2 separate regions of the Homo sapiens genome follow, and region 2 is linked to region 1. Evidence: chromatin loops called from intact Hi-C (ENCODE). Cell type or tissue: endothelial cell of umbilical vein. All regions are shown on one strand. Each heading gives the region's core, and the rest is flanking DNA. Links, peaks and the distances in the headings are about the cores only.

Region 1 (2,914 bases), core at 92-2,591:
CTGGCCCATATCCTTATTTCCTCAAGACCAATTCCCAGAAATGTCACCTACTTCTACTTTATATTCTCTGGATATATCTTACATACCTTTACAAGATGCCTTAATTCTTTATTTAAGAGAGGTACAGGGGAAATAACTGAACATTTTAAAAAATGTTTCCATACATTACAACTGTTTTGGAAAAAATATCTTTTGACAGTATACATAAGGGTAGGTTTTTAAATTCTCTCTCTTCCCTCTACTTAATGCCTCACAGTCCTTATGGAAAAAAAAGTGTATATTTCTCAACTGGCAAGTTATGAATCCTGCTTTAAAAGAGAGAATTTCTTTCCACTACTTAAAAAGGGCTGGTAGGCTGAGAGGCTGTGAGTAAATAAGATTCACATCTCTGACAACGGTTCAAATCAAATCCAGTGGAAAGATGGTTAATAGCTTTTCTCAGCGGTACAACAGACCAGCAAACTCAAAGCTTCAAACTGCTGGGACTGAGGAATCTCCTTTGTGGCTGTCTCTGAAGAAGGGATGGAGACCATCAGGATGAACCAGCCTCCTTGATCTTAATGTCCTGCTCCCACAGACCTGGGAAAGATCAGTGTGAACATGGGCCTGACCCCTTTTCTCTACCTGGGTGGTCCCCAGGGACTAGCTCCCCAGAGCATCTTGGGTTCACAGACCCCAAGATGTCTGCCAGAGAAAATTTAGGGTGTCTGTGAACTTAGACAGGAAAACAATTACATCTTTATCTTCACTAACCTATAACTGACATTAAGCATTTCCTTCCTTTATGGATGTAAGCAACAAATTACAGGAGCATTAGCGGTACCTGCAACTTGGTCAGAAATCACAGATATTTTCATAACACATTACAATTATTATGGATATCTTGAAATATCACTGCTCCCAAATTATGTCAGTTATCAGACCCACCACTATCACTTATAAAGTGTTAACAAAGAAACACATATATCATGATACCCTGTGTTTTTTAATATTTTAAAAATCGAATTTCAGTAACTGGTTTCTATAATCATACGTATTTTAGATATTTAACACATTCTTCTGATCAGCCAAAGAAGTTGGTGACACAAAATCAGTTAGGACCTCCTGCTTGAGACCAACAAGACTTGTGGAAATCCACTGACAATGGCACTTGGGGAGCTAATGAGTCACTTAAAGTCAGGAAACAGCAGGTAGCAGGTCTGACTCCTCACCAGATGCGTGACCTTCTATGAGAACAATGCCATCTGTTAAACTACTTTACCTCTGGTTTCCACAGCATGGATGCATTTCCTGATTATGCTGAAGCCAATGCTGTCCAACTGCGCAGCTGAAAGAGCAAGAGAAGGACAGTCAAGTTGCTAGCCATGGAAATCAACCTCAGGATAGGGCTTAACCAAACCAGGATGAATCAATCGCATGCTGTGGTCACATATCCTTTTAGTTTTTCCCAATAACAGTACAGGAATAACATAATAATAATAATAATAGCTGGCATTGATTGAGAGCTTTCCATATGCTAGGTATGGTTTTAAGTGCTTTGCATGTAGTATCTCATTTAGTTCTCATAGTAACCTCAAGCTGTAGTAACCTGTAAAATTATCTTCAATTTACAGGTGAAGAAACTGCAGCATAAGGTGACAGGTACCTTTACATTGCTCTGCTATTAACAGAAGCTGTAGAACTAATTGCGGTCTCCTTCAAAAAGCACAAATTAAGTGGTCTATAAATGTTGGGTAAGTGCTTAAAATAGATTTTCTCACTTGATCTCAGTAAGTCCTCCAGGTTGACATTATCACTAGCCCATATTACAGATGAAGAAACTGAGGCTTGGTAAAACTAAGTATCTTGACCAAAGATGCAGAGCCAATACATGGAGACTTGCTCTAGAGCCCATACCATCAAACTGCCTTAAACGTGTCCCTGAGTTAAGTATAATCCTGCTCAGGTGACTAGAAGAAAGGAAAAATAGAACAAAGAATAAAAGAAGAAAAATGATTCAGAGGAAAATTAAAAGAGCCAAGAACAAAGACACTACCAAAGGAAGCAGCATGAAGGCAGTGGGGCCATCCTCTAGGGGGAAATGAGCAAGTGGTGACAGGATTCTCACCCAGAAAATAAATGATCAACAGCAGCAACTTCTTCCACAGCAGAGAACCACACAAGGCTGGAAACTTCTAACCTGACAACAAGGCTGGAAATTCCCTAAAATTCACCCCCATGTTTTGGTTACCCGGTGATAATCTTTAAGAATGGGTTCATCTTTGACCTTCTTAGGACAGTGGACAAGGCATTCTACCACTTAATGGTCAGAGTGGAAAAGAAAATGGCAGAAAGTAGAAAAGCAAGTATTTATAGATGATTTGCGGTCATCTCAGGGAAAGTAATAAACTTGTAATATTTGAGAAGTGAGCAGAACCTGAACTCACCTTGGATCTAATCCAAACTGAATCTTTCTTTAATTCTTAGCGTATATGGGTAAACTTAGATAAAATGAACATTTTATTTTTTTATTTCCATAGGTTATTGGAGAACAGGTGGTGTTTGGTTACATGGGTAAGTTCTTCTTTTTTTTTTTTTTTTTTTTTTTGAGACAAGGTCTTACTCTGTCGCTCAAGCTGGAGTGCAGTGGCATGATCTTGGCTCACTGCAACCTTCGCCTCCTGGGTTCAAGCGAGTCTCCTGCCTCAGCTTCTCTAGTAGCTGGGATTACAGGCACCCACCACCACATCTGGCTAAGTTTTGTATTTTTAGTAGAGACAGAGTTTCACCATGTTGGCCAGGCTGGTCTTCAACTCCTGACCTCAGGTGATCTACCCGCCTCGGCCTCCCAAAATGCTGGGATTACAGGCGTGAGCCACCGCACCTGGCCTACATGGATAAGTTCCTTAGTGGTGACTTGTGAGATTTTCATGCA
Region 2 (2,914 bases), core at 141-2,640, 55 kb after region 1:
AGATCACTTGAGGTCAGGAGTTCAAGACCAGCCTGGCCAACATGGTGTAAACCTGTCTCTACTAGTAATACAAAATTAGCCAGGTGTGGTGGCACATGCCTGTAGTTCCAGATACTCACAAGGCTGAGGCAGGAGGGTCGCTTGAACCCGGGAGGTGGAGGTTGCAATGAGCAGAGATTGCGCCACTGTACTCCAGTCAGGTGACAGAGTGAGACTCCATCTCAAAAAAAAACAACGAACCAGCATAGCATCTTTAGGTCTAATTCACCGTGGGGTAGCAAGGGAAGATAAGGCTCAGAGATCACAGACATACAGGTGTCTCCATTTCAGATGCACTGGAGTAGCCGGCAGTCAGGGGACCTGTCCTCCTCCACACCACCAGCCAACAAAGGGCAACCCCTTGTGGCGGGCTGGGCAAGCACAGCAATCCCAGGCAGCTCTCAGGTCACCTGCACGAAATAACCACCAACCCCAGATGCAAGGCTGCATGTGCTATCAGAGGTGGACAGGCAACTTGGACAGCTGCTTCCTGGTCACATCAGGACAACACACAGGGAAAGTCAGACCTAGAGATGACCATCCTGTAAGCCATACCCATGGCCACCTGGACTGAAGATCCCAGGGCCTCACATCAATTTCTGGTCCATCTTCCTCCCACTCCAGAAAAAACAGGTTCAACAATCCAAGCTTGTGATTTGGAGCTAGTCTGACTAACTGCAGCCACATGGTGCCTCAAAGCTAAGGAATGCATACCATTTCAAAACCTCTCAAGAAGAAAGGTATACAACAAAAGGCTAAGATCAGTCACTGGGCAGATAAAATAGCGAGGCTGGAATTGGCTCACACTGGGTGGTGAGATCCTTCCCTTCCTTTTCAGATTCCTTCCTTCCGCTATTCAGCCAATTCCACAGGACTGCCAGGCTGTACAATGGTATAATTCCTGTTCTGCAGCCCTGCCCGCTCCTTCCTGTTTAGTAAAGTCCAAACAGTAGGACAAGACACCCTCCCACTACAAGACACCCCCTGTCCTGCCCCAGAGGGAAGCCAGCAGCCATGTTTAGGGGATCACAGCCCTGATCTCACTCCACTACTGGGATTCATACAGCTGAACAAAATGATTGTTCTCATTAAAAAATGAGCCCATGTTTCATTGCCAGTGCAGGCATCCCCAAGTGCTCCAAAGCGAGTTTGCCTGGGCTAGCAGCCAGCCATCTGGACTGCTCCAACAACTTATGTAACTTGCTGGGTTTTCCACCTTTGCCTTGGGGGATGGGGAGGTGTGTGTAAGGCAGGAAACGGACTTAGATCAAACCATCAGTCCACTGTCTGAACAGCCTGCTAAACATTTGGTCACAGGGCTTTTCAGCCTTCAAAAGCAGCATAAGGTGAGCTGGATCAGTCTAGCTTACATGCAGCAGCAGCAAAAAAGCAGCTTGAGGTCAAATGGATTGGAGAAAAGACTTCCAAGTGGACTAATGCAATGAAAGCCTGCACGAGGCCTCTTCTATGTCAATAAATTACAGAGTAAAATGCAGACAGAGAAGAGGATAGCAAAATGGAAGCCTTTCACTGAGTCGGGAACTTTTGAGGTTTAAAAAGCAAGGAATGGGTGCTGAATTCATTCTGAGCCAGGCTTTGGGTGTGGTGGTACCACGACACCACTTAGGGACAAAGGCAACTCCAGTTTGGTTTTGGGCTGAGCGTTCTGGAGAAGTGAAGAGGGAGACAGGAAGGAAGACGCAATTAATCCTTTAAAGTAGAAAGTATACAGAAAGGTCATTTGATTGAAGATAATTCTGCTCTGCAGGAAAGGAGCCAAGCTGCTGCTTATAATAATAATGACTATCAAGAGCACACTCATGGCTTCAAAAAACGTTCCAAATACTAACTTGCACCCTAGCTAATAAAGCAGACTTTACAGATTTAGGAAACCAAATCATGAGGGTAGCTCATGGCCTTATCACTTCTGAATATAGGGAGGCAGAGGAAGGTGCCTGCATGGCTCAAGAAAGACCACCAGGGCATTTAGACTACATTTTGTGTTTGTGTGTTGTTAATGCTCTGTTCATGTGGCCCAAGTTGCTTCACAGAGAGGTATTTTAAGGATGCATGTCTCATTGAATCCTCCCAGCACACTGGTGAGATAGACACTGTTATTATCCCCATTTTACGGTTTAGGAAATAAGATTAGAAAGTGAATTAATACCATACTAGTGGGTAGCAAGGTTGGGACTTGAACTCCTGCTGTCGGGCAGCAAAGCCTATGTTCTTTATCACTAACCAGCTGATACTGCTGCCACATGCAGCCTCTCTATCTGCATTTTTCTTTCCATGATGACTTTTGATGTTCATAATCACCTTTATAAAAAGGATACATTTGCAATGAAAACATGGCCAAAAGATGGTACTGGTATTTCTCAAAAGATATCCAAACATCATTACTCACCCAGGAAATGAAAATAAACACCAAGTGTGACACTACAACGACAATGACAACTACTACTACGATACACACATGCCCTAGAATGGTTACAACTAAAAAGATGGATAATTCCAAGCATAGGTGAGGGCATGGAACAATTGAAACCCTCACACATTGCTGGTGGGTATGAAAATGGGTACAACCTCTTTGCAAGACTATGTGGCAATATTTACTAAGGTAAAGATTTGTGTCCCTTATGATCCAACAATCCCACTCCCAGGAATATACTCAAGAGATAAGTACTTATGGCCTCAAAACACCTGTAGAAGAACATTCCAGACAGGGTGAGGTGGCTCACACCTGTAATCCCAGCACTTTGGGAGGCCAAGGCAGGCAGATTGCCTGAGGTCAGGAGTTCGAGACCAGCCTGGCCAACATGGTGAAACCCCATCTTTACTAAAAATGCAAAAATCAGCTGGGTGTGGTGGTGGG

The links. Hi-C counts contacts between places; a loop is a spot of excess contacts. Peaks named below come from ENCODE experiments on the same cell type or tissue, not always from the same donor. Only the 100,000 strongest peaks of a DNase experiment are listed, where the experiment ranks them.
Region 2: it touches region 1 in a loop (4-fold over the local background); 2 of 110 quality-filtered maps call a loop at or near these places.

Annotation. Positions count from the first base shown.
Region 1 is chr5:143,035,609-143,038,522 of GRCh38, reverse strand. ARHGAP26 (Rho GTPase activating protein 26) reads right to left here. Exons shown (of 23, transcript NM_001135608.3): 13 at 1,262-1,327. Among named protein-coding and RNA genes, the nearest start is that of ARHGAP26-IT1, 160 kb to the left of the region's middle. RefSeq lists an enhancer at 850-1,610. In endothelial cell of umbilical vein, for the core only: no CTCF peak of the experiment used is centred there; a DNase peak (open chromatin) is centred at 1,222; H3K27ac peaks cover 402 bases.
Region 2 is chr5:142,980,535-142,983,448 of GRCh38, reverse strand. The region is part of intron 11 of ARHGAP26 (Rho GTPase activating protein 26); the gene reads right to left. Among named protein-coding and RNA genes, the nearest start is that of ARHGAP26-AS1, 110 kb to the right of the region's middle. RefSeq lists enhancers at 1-758, 759-1,601. In endothelial cell of umbilical vein, for the core only: no CTCF peak of the experiment used is centred there; DNase peaks (open chromatin) are centred at 838, 1,298 and 1,778; H3K27ac peaks cover 1,803 bases.